2 separate regions of the Homo sapiens genome follow, and region 2 is linked to region 1. A link is an interaction called in ENCODE POLR2A ChIA-PET data of the cell type or tissue named here. Cell type or tissue: CD4-positive, alpha-beta T cell. All regions are shown on one strand. Each heading gives the region's core, and the rest is flanking DNA. Links, peaks and the distances in the headings are about the cores only.

Region 1 (5,377 bases), core at 243-5,242:
GATGTGATGGTTTTCTTAGTCAGAGATGGTGCTTTACAGCTGGGAAGTATCTTGAACTTGGTGGAGGTCTATCCAGACATCAGGCAGATTTCATATTTTCACAGACAAAGGCTACGTTTACGTCTAAGGGGAAAACACAAAATACTAAGATAGAAACCTCCAAAGCCCCCTCACCTTTTCAGACAACAAGAACCCCCAGGGCAGAGGGTCTTCCTCACTCTCAGAGTTACTTTGACTTCTCATCTGGTTTCGTGTGGGTAATGCATTTTCACTCTTGAGTTTCTTTTCTTTTTAAGGTATTTTCATTATGACGTTTGTTCTTTTGCAAAGAGCTAATTCTGCAGAATTCTACCCAGGGAGGGCCGAGGGAAGTTAGTGAAGGTAACGATACCAGTTAGAAAGTTGAGTTTGGGTCATCTCAGGGGCCTCCTTTGGCCTCCTTTGGCTTATGTTCTAGAGATGGCCCTTACTTCCCAGGAATAGATAGTGATGTCTTACTGAGTTGCAGGTAGAGTCTGTATTGAAGCGCAAGATTTTCTTCCCTGACTTGTCTGGGAATCCTTACCCAGGACTGTGGCTTTCCTCTTCCATATCCCTCCACCAGGAGGCAGGCTCTAAGCCTCTGTGCTGTCATCCTTTTGCCACTTCCATGAACATGCCTTCAAATACTTGAAAAAGTCACTATAGCGTAAAGTATACTTTTCTCTTTTGGTGATGCTTTTCTGCATTTTCTCTATAACCAGAGAGTAAGAATAAAACTACAGCTTGGGACCTGGCGCGGTGGCTCACACCTGTAATCCCAACACTTTGGAAGGCTGAGGAGGGTGGATCACCTGAGGTCGGGAGTTTGAGACCAGCCTGACCAACATGGAGAAACCCCGTCTCTACTAAAAGTACAAAATTAGCTGGCATGGTGGCACATGCCTGTAGTCTGAGCTACTCGGGAGGCTGAGGCAGGAGAATCGCTTGAACCTTGGGGGTGGAGGTTGCAGTGAGTTGAGATCTTGCCATTGCACTCCAGCCTGGGCAACAAGAGTGAAACGCCATCTCAAAAAAAAAAAAAAAAAGAAAGAAAGAAAACAAAAGCCCCCACGCTTTAAAACTTTTAACACGAAAAGTTTTGAAGCTACACCAAAGAGGAGAGAATAGGCTAATATACCCCTGTATACCCACCACTCAACCTCAATAGTTCTTAACACTTTTCCAATCTTACTTTATCCATTGTTTTTGCTTGTTTTCTGGAATAATATAAAATAAATCCCTGACATCTTATTGATTTTCCTCATCAATACATCAACATCTCTATCAGATAAGGGCCTTAAAATACAATTGACAAATTGATTGATAAATAAGGACCTGACAATACAGTTATCACCTAACAAAATTAGCAATAGTTCTTAAATGTCATCTAATACCCAGGCCATATTCATATTTATTTGAATATCTAAAAGAATATAAAAAGGACTTCTTTTTTTTTTGAGACGGAGTCTCACTCTGCCATCCAGGCTGGAGTGCAGTGGCACGATCCCCCCTCACTGCGACCTCTGCCTCCTAAGTTCAAGCGATTCTCCTGCTACAGCCTCCTGAGTAGCTGGGATTATTAACCACCATGACGGGCTAATTTTTGTATTTTTAGTAGAAACGGGGTTTCGCCATGTTGGCCAGGCTGGTCTAGAATTCCTGACCTCAAGTGATCCACCTGCCTTGGCCTCCCAGAGTGTGTGAATACAGGTGTGAGTCATGGCACCCGGCCTGGACTTTTTTGAGTCCAGGCCTCCCTCTGTTGTCCAGGATGGAGTGCAGTAGTGTGATCTCAGCTCACTGCAGCCTCTGCCTCCCAGGTTCAAGCGATTTTCCTGACCCAGCCTCCCGAATAGCTGGGACTACAGGCACAGGCCACCAGGCCCAGCTAATTTTTTTTGTCTGTGTTTTTAGTAGAGATGGGGTTTCGCCATGTTGCGGCTAGTTCAAGACTATCCGCAACATGGCAAAACCCCATCTCTACTAAAAGTGATCCACCCCCCTTAGCCTCCCAAAGTGCTGGGATTACAGACGTGAGCCACCGCGCCTGGCTCTCAGCCTGGACTTTTAAAACTCTTATGAGTAAGAAGAAAGAAGAGGTGGCTTGGGGCTGAGGATAGCTATGAACAGCTGTGATTCAGGAGGCAGAATTATTCAGCTTTGCTCATCTCCTTTGCAAGGAGGAGAGAATGAAACAGACCTTTAAAAGGGAATCAGAAGTTGGAGTTAGTGCTTCTAGGAATTGTAAACGAATTCAGCAGTGTAGACCTAGAAAAATTTTCAGAGTCACTGATAGGGATTCACAGAAATTTTCTGTAGCTTCAAGGGACCAGCCCAGCCTTTTTGTTCCCTTCTGAGACCACATTAAAAAGACAAAACAACATACAGGAAGCACTTCTTCAAAACTGCGCAAATAGCACATGCGTATCGTGGACACATTTTTAAATGCACTTAAGCAAGGAGAAGAAAATGGGAATCACATACAACCCCAGGACCCAGAGACAAGCCAGTGGGCACCACTCTAGACATTTTCACAGCTCTGGAATCTCCTGTACAGGCCATTTTGAAACCTGCCATTTTGAAACCTGCTTTCCACCCATTTAGCTTAGGAAGCCTTTTCCTGTGTCTGTGAATAGACCCGTACGATGTTATGTTAATGGATTTCAATATAGGAGCAAATTGGTTTGTGCAAGACCCACCTATTCTTAGGTGATTTTTTTTTTTTTTTTTTTTGCTATACATAACATAGAAGAGAACATGTTTCTAGCTAAAGATTTCATGTCAAAGCTCATGGGAGAGGAAGATGACCCTGGCTACCCCACTTCTCTTCCCCTTCATTCAGTAAACGATAGCCTTGTCATATGACGGCAGCCTGTGGCTCTCCTGAAAGCGCTCTGTCTCTTCAGCAGGCCCCCCAGTGGGAAACACCCACCTCTTCATGGATCTCACAGATCTGTCTCTCTCCTCTGGTGCTGCCTATGTTTGCCAGCAGCTTCTCCCAGGCCCCCAGGCCTACAGCCTCAGAATCACCTTGTTTCAGGCCTGCGTGTCAGTTCCGCCTCGTGGATGTTGCTGGGGCTTCTCTCCCTCTTTCTTGTCTCACAGCATCTGCTCTGGATAAAGTCATCCTTGATCCCAACGGCAGGAGCCTCCCACTTGCCTCTTTGGTCTTTCCCACCTGCAATCCAGCCTAACCTGCCACAAGAATGAGCTTCCTACAGCCCAGCTTGATCTCCCATTCTGGGCTCCGCCTTTTAGCCCAACTGAGCTGCCTCTCACCCTTCTAGGTGCCCTAGGTTTTTCCTTCATTGCTCATGTTTCTCTTTCTTCTCTGTGCATCTCAAGCTCAGTGGTTTTAAGGGTCATGTTCTAATACCATGGCCTCCACAAAGCCTTCCTTGATTCCTGCTAGTTGCAGGTAGCACCTTTTTCCCTTTGTTGGCACTTTATTTGTTCCTCCCTCAGATCCTTGCTGAAGTTTATGTCTGGTGTTGCCATTAGACTGTAAGTTTTTTTGAAGGCAGAAGCTGTGTTTTCTTTAACTTGGCTTCAATGCCTGACACAGAGTAGGTGCTCAAAGAGGTTAGTAACATTTAAGTTAAAAGAGAATGGATTGGTAACAGTTTTTTTATTTTTTGAGACAGGGTCTTGCTTTGTTGCCCAGGCTGGAGTGCAGTGGTGTGATAATGGCTTACTGCAGCTTCAGCTTCCTGGGCTCAAGTAATCCTCCTGCCTCAGCCTCCCAACTAGCTGGGACTATAGGCATGCTCCACCATGCCTGGCTAATTTTTTTTTTTTTAGTATAGACTTGGTGGTGAGGCACCGGAGGCGGGGGGCAGGGGTCTCATCATGTTGCCCAGGCTGGTCTTGAACTCCTGGGTTCAGGTGATCCTCCTGCCTTGGCTTCCCAAAGTGCTGGGATTATAGGCAGGAGCCACTGTGCCTGGCTAGTAACATTTTATGTGCCAAAGACCCAGGGATTTTAATTGACTGTTAACTGATTTTAACTGGAGTCAGCTGGAGCTAATAGTGTGCTGTGGCTGCTGATGAGCAGAAGGCAACCTTGGATTGTATAAAATCACAGGCTCATCTCCCATAATCCCTCCACCGGCCACTTCCTGCTCCCCACTGAGCAGCCCACAGTGCAACCTCCCTGAACTTCTTCTACTTCCCCAAATCAAACATGTATTTTCATGCCCCTGGGCCTTTGCACATGCTTCTCCCCACCCCCAAAGCCTTTCTTCTCTGTTGCTTATCAAAATCTTACTCATCCTACAGATCAGCTGTCACCTTTTAAATGCGGGGCTCCCAAATCACCACTCCTTTCTCCCATCTCGAGAATTAATGCTCCCTCTCCTGTGTGTCTGTAGTACTGGTTCATATCATCATCATCATAGCAGCTACTATTTGCTAGTACCTGTTTTGTTCCAGGCACTGTTTTAGGCTCATGACATACACTAGCTCAGAACCATCTTACGACAACCCCTCAAGGTAAATTATAATAATGGTAAATACTTCTACGGTACTCACTCTGTGCCAGGCACTATTCAATGTGGTTTACATGCACTACCCATTTAATTCTGTACAACCACCTTGTAAGGTAGGTATCATTATTTTATTTTAATTTTTATTATTAAAAATAATACCATCAACCAACTCACACCAGGTAGGCACCGTTATTATTGCCTATTTACAATTAGGGAAGAGGGGCTTAGAGAAGTTAAGTGACCTTTATGAGATCACATAGCCAGTGGGGCTGAAAGGCAGTATGGTTCCAGAGTCTGTGCTGTAGACACTATGCATAGTTGACTTTGTTGTCAAAGGAACCGAAGGTCAGAGACGTTAAGTAATTGCCCCAAGGTCACACATTTAAGTGGCAGACATTGGAGCCAAACCCAAGCCTGCCTGACCCCAGGTCTACATGCCCCTTCTTACTCTGAACTACCTTTCTGTCTAGTAGGAGTTGGCAAACTTTTTTGTGTAAAGACCAAATTGAAAATATTTTAGGCTTGGTTGCAACTTTATGTTGCAGCGAGAAAGCAGTCATAGGCAACATGTCAATGAATGGGCATGACTGTGTTCCAATAAAATGCTATTTGTGAAACCTGAAACTTGAATTTCATATAATTTTCACATGTCATAAAATATTTTCCTCCTTTGGATTTTTTTCAACCATTAAAAAATGTAAAAACCACCTGTAATCCCAGCTACTTGGGAGGCTGAGGCAGGAGAATCGCTTGAACTTGGGAGGCAGAGGTTGCAGTGAGCCGGGATCATGCCACTGCAGTCCAGCCTGGGCGACAGAGTAATACTCCCTCTCAAATAAAATAAAATAAAATAAAATAAAATAAAATAA
Region 2 (5,377 bases), core at 238-5,237, 59 kb after region 1:
TGAGCTGAGATTGCACCACTGCATTCCAGCCCTCCAGCTTGGGTGACAGAGCGAGACTCTGTCTCAAAAAAAAGAAAAAAAGAAATACCTGAGACTGGGTAATTTATAAAGAAAAGAGGTTTAATTGGCACATGGTTCTGCAGACTGTACAGGAAGCATAGTGGCTTCTTCTTCTGGGGAAGCCTCAGGAAACTTACAATCACTGGGGAAGGCGAAGGAGAAGTAGGCACGGAGCAGGAGCAAGAGAGAGAGTGGGGAGGTGCCACACACTTTTAAACAACGGTATCTCACAAGAACTCTATCATGAGAACAATACCAAGGGGGAAGTATGCCCCCATGATCCAACACCTCCCCCCAGGCCCCATATCCAACGTTGAGGATTACAATTCAATGTGAGATTTGCCTGGGGACACAGATCCAAATCATGTCACCTTGCTATGCCAGGGCCTGCCTCGTCTTGTCTCCTTCTTTGTAACAGTCTTCCCTGGCTTTTCATGGGACTAGTTCCTTCTCCTCCTTTGGGTTTTAGCTGGGGTCACCTCTTGGGAGGTCTTTTCTCTCTTTTTTTTTTTGAGACGGAGTCTCACTCTGTCACCCAGGCTGGAGTGCAATGGCGTGATCTCAGCTCACTGCAACCTCTGCCTCCCGGGTTCAAGCATTCCCTGCCTCAGCCTCCCAAGTAGCTGCCCGCCACCACTCCTGGCTAATTTTTGTATTTTTAGTAGAGACAGGGTTTCACCATCTTGGCCAGGCTGATCTTGAACTCCTGACCTCGTGATCCACCTGCCTCGGACTCCCAAGGTGCTGGGATTACAGGCTTGAGCCACTGCGCCCCGCCCTGGGAGGTCTTTTCTAATCACCCTCCTCAACCATCCTAGTTGCAAGTTAATCTCAATCGTTTTATTTTCTTTCAACGATTCATTATCATCTGGAATTATTTTGCTTATTGTCCTTCAACAACTCATCACAATTATCTTGTAAAATTATCTCATTTATCAGCCTGCTCCAACCACAACGTAAGTTCCCGTGTCAGTCTGGTTTCCTCGTATATCTTCGTATATTCCCCAGGATTAAACTAATCCAGGGGAACCTCTGGGGTCTGTGGATAGAGTTTGGGCTTTACGAATTTCCATAGAAAAATAAAACCCGCATCTTTATTTTCACTAATCCCTAACTGAAGTTTAGTATTTCCTCTGTCATGAATGTAGGCAACAAACCACAGTCGTATGAACTGGATTTGGGACTGTGTCACACGCTACAGGTTTATAGATATCTTGAAATATCATTTATGCTGATCACTACTATGAGGTTATAGTATTTGTTAGACCTATTGCTAGATCTTGTTATTTACTGCAATAAAGAAATATGTAAGGCCAGGTGCGGTGGCTCAAGTCTGTAATCTCAGCACTTTGGGAGGCCGAGGTGGGTGGATCACCTGAGGACAGAAGCTTGCGACGAGCCTGGCCAACATAGTGAAACCCTGTCTCTTCTAAAAATACAAAAATTAGCTGGGGGTGGTGGTGAGTGCCCATAATTCCAGCTACTTCGGAGGCTGAGGCAAGATAATTGTTTGAACCTGGGAGGCAGAGGTTGCAGTGAGCTGAGCCGAGACCGCTCCATTGCACTCCGGCCTGGGTGACAAGAGCAACACTCCGTCTCAAAAAAAAAAAAGGAAGTTACTATATCACAATTTAAAAATACCTTGGTAACTGTTTCAATACATTTGGCTTCTTTTATAAGCCTCTCTGTTTATTTTATGCATTTATAAAGCCTTAGCCTGAATAAAGGGTCCGTAAGTTTTCACCTGGTTACTAATAGGATTCATGGTACAAAACAGCTTAACTACCTTGGTGGCCTAGAACAGTGTTTGGCACATACTAGGAGCTTGATAAAAATGTTTTTGAGTTGGCTGGATGAAGGGAGGTGGAGAAGGAAAGACCTAGGCTGAGGAAACTGGGGAAAATTCAAAAGCAGAGAATTTTGTCCTGGAAACAGAAAAACTGGTGTGGTTTGTACTTAGAAATCCAGTGAGAGGTTGGGCGCGGTGGCTTATGCCTATAATCTCAGCACTTTGGGAGGCCGAGGTGGGTGGATCACCTGAGGTTGGGAGTTTGAGACCAGCCTGGCCAGCATGGTGAAACCCCGTCTCTACTAAAAATACAAAATTAGCTGGGCATGGTGGCACGCACCTGTAATCCCAGCTACTCGGGAGGCTGAGGCAAGAGAATCGCTTGAACCTGGGAGGTGGAGGTTGCAGTAAGCTGAGATTGCACCACTGCACTCCAGCCTGGGCAATAAGAGCAAAACTCCGTCTTAAAAAAAAAAAAAAGAAAACAGAAAAAAAGAAAAGAAATCCAGTGAGAGTGTTGTAAGCTAAAACTAACCAGGTGGCTGATTGGACTTTGTCCTGACACTGTGGGAAACAATGGAAGCCATCAGGCAGGGACAGGAATGATTACAATTGTGTTTTAAAAAATGTATTTGGCTGCCAAGAGGAGAGAAAAATGAGAGGGCCAATGTGGATACCAATTAAGAGGCTACTGTGGGCGGGTTGAAACAGGCTGGTGGCAGTGGAGGTGGGAAGAAGTAGATGAATTTGAGAGCAATTTTGGAGATGAAATAGACACAACTTGAAAGCTGATTAGACGTAGGGGGTAAGGGAAAACAGGAAGGACAGAATGACTGCGGTTTTCTTGCCTGAATTGCTGAGAGGATAGTGGGTAGCTTACTCAGAAGGGACACGGGGGGAAGGAGCAGGGAGGTATGAGGTAGCCTGAAACTTCAGTATCAGTGTTATTATTTTGTTCTCAATCTGGTTTTGCAAAAATGTCTTGGAACTCAAATGATGGAGACTGTAGTTTTACTTCTCGTTCTGCCACTAACTTGCTATCTCAGGCACTGCTATGGTCTGTTTATACTGGTCCCTGCCAAATTCATAGGTTGAAATCTTCACCTTCCGCCTCATCCCCTTACAGAGGTGGAGGCTTTGGGAGGTGAGGTTCTGCCCTCATGATGGGATTAATGCCCTTATAAAAGATGCCCCAGAGAGACCCTTCACTCTTTCTGCTGATGGGGTTGGATTATGAAGGCAGCTGTCTAGGAGGAAGCAGTTTCACTCCATCTGCTAGTGTCTTGAGCTTGGATTTCCTATTCTCCAGAACTGTGAAAAATAAATTTCTGTTGTTTGTAAGCATCCAGTCTGCAGTATTTTGTTATAGCAGCCTGAATAGACTGACAGGCACCTTTCTCAACTTTGTTTTCTCATCTGAACGATGGAGCTCCAGATCATGTCCTGCACACCTCACATGCTGGATCGAAACCCTCCTGCCCACCCTCCTTCCTCAGGTCAAGTAAGAAACCTTTGAGCATATGACGTTGCCAAAGGAGCCTCAAAGTTGGTGATTTTTGTCTGAGCCTTGAATTATAGCTTGGGTCTTATATGCGTACTAGGATGAAATTCGTTAGCTATCATTAACAATAAAGGTGAATTTTTTCATTATCATGTATCAGGCTGAAACTGCCATTGCAAAATTATAACTGAGACAGTGAAAGCGATCTGACCTAACCAACTTGATATTGCTTCTAACCTCCAAACTGTCCTTGTTCATTCCTGGGTGTAGGCTGAACTAACTTTGGGAGGAACTATAGTTTAAAACAAAGATGATAACAGCCCTTTCTCAGAACAAACCTCCTTTTTGCCTGGGGACTAGACTGCCTTTGTAGGACTAACAAATTAGCCACAAGATTAGAAATTATGGTTTAGGAGTCATGCAGCTGGAGGCTACAAGATTGTGACCCTCCCTAAACTGTTCCTGACATCAGTGCTTGAGATATTTTGCAGACTCTGCACTTGATGGATCAGCTGACATCACCTGGATCCATAAACTGGCTCATCTGATCTTGCGGTCCCCATTCAGGAACTGACTCACTGCAAGAGGACAGCTTCAACTCCCTATAATTTCATCTCTGACCCAAACAATCAGCACTCTCAACTCACCAGCCTTCCCCCACCCACCAAATTATCCTTCAAAACTCTGATCCCCAAATGATCAGGGAGACTGATTTGAATAATAATAAAACTCTGGTCTCCCACACAGCTGGCTCTGAGTGAATTACTGTTTCTCTATTGCAATTCCCCCATCTTGAGAAACTGGCTCTGTCTAGGTAGTAGGGAAGGTGAACCCATTGGGTGGTTACAAGGCATTCTGCTCAGTCAAGCACTCTGCTAAGTGCTTTACATGCTTTATTTATATTCTTCATTTTATTTCTCTATGACAACACTATGAGGTAGATATTATTATTATACCCAATTCACAGACGTTCAAGTAACTTCCCTCAAGTTACATAATTGTAGGTGGTAGTGTAGAGATTGGAACCTCAAGTCCAACTCTAGAATCTGTACTCTTAATTCTTACACATTCCTGCCTTCTTGGATTAATTATTCTGTTTTGGCCCAGGTGTCCATCAGGGTTCTCCTGTCCCCTGTGACTTAGATTGGATTGGAACATTCTTCCATTTCATATTCTGTGCAAAGTCCATGGCCTCCCTGATTTCTGTGAATTCAGGTGAGCTCCTATCATCATGGAAATCTTTGGCTTGGAGCTCCTGCTTCTGTGAAATTATTTCAGTTTCTGGCCCATCCTGCATGTGTCTTCCCCGATCTGTGCTCTGTCAGCCCAGCTGTGGAAACCAGTGTCTTTCCTTCATTTCTACCAAGACTTTCACTTGCATAAAGCCCTTATGTTTGTAACAGATTTTGCCAAAAGTCAAAAGATGGAGGGATTTACCATGCAGATAATGCACATTTTTTAAAACAAATTAGATTTATTTCTGTTTTTCTTTTCTTTCTTTCTTTCTCTTTTTTTTTTTTTTTTTTTTTTGAGATGGAATCTTGCTCTGTCGCCCAGGCTGGAGTGCAGTGGTGCAATCTCGGCTCACTGCAAACTCCACCTCCCAGGTTCAAGCAATTCTCCTGCCTTAGCCTCCTGAGTAGCTGGGACTACAGGCACCCGCCACCACGCCTGGCTAATTTTTGTATTTTTAGTAGAGATGGGGTTTCACCATGTTGGCCAAGATGGTCTCGATCTCTTGACCTTGTGATCCCCCTGCCTCAGCCTCCCAAAGTGCTGGGATTACAGGCTTGAGCCACTGTGCCCGGCCTTATCTCTGTTTTTCAAAAACTCCATAGTGATTTCTGCCATTGTGTTAGTTGAGATTTAGGCTAAGATGTTGAAACAATAATATCCCCCTCCCATTCCCAGCAACGTACAGTGGTTTTATCTCTCTCTCTCAGCCCAGAGCTTAACAGTCCAAGTGAGGGGAAGGTCTACTGCCCACAGTCACTCAAACCACTGTTCCTTCTATCTGGTGTGTCATC

Evidence for each region. ChIA-PET counts read pairs that join two places held together with the same protein. Peaks named below come from ENCODE experiments on the same cell type or tissue, not always from the same donor. Only the 100,000 strongest peaks of a DNase experiment are listed, where the experiment ranks them.
Region 2: POLR2A ChIA-PET joins it to region 1 with 9 read pairs; 13 of 35 experiments call an interaction of 5 or more read pairs at or near these places.

What each region holds. Positions count from the first base shown.
Region 1 is chr4:40,228,585-40,233,961 of GRCh38, forward strand. The region is part of intron 1 of RHOH (ras homolog family member H); the gene reads left to right. Among named protein-coding and RNA genes, the nearest start is that of RHOH, 34 kb to the left of the region's middle. In CD4-positive, alpha-beta T cell, for the core only: a CTCF peak has its summit at 531; DNase peaks (open chromatin) are centred at 607 and 2,397; H3K4me3 peaks cover 2,521 bases; H3K27ac peaks cover 4,263 bases.
Region 2 is chr4:40,287,130-40,292,506 of GRCh38, forward strand. No RefSeq gene overlaps it. Among named protein-coding and RNA genes, the nearest start is that of LINC02265, 17 kb to the right of the region's middle. In CD4-positive, alpha-beta T cell, for the core only: no CTCF peak of the experiment used is centred there; DNase peaks (open chromatin) are centred at 2,682 and 3,902; H3K4me3 peaks cover 232 bases; H3K27ac peaks cover 1,810 bases.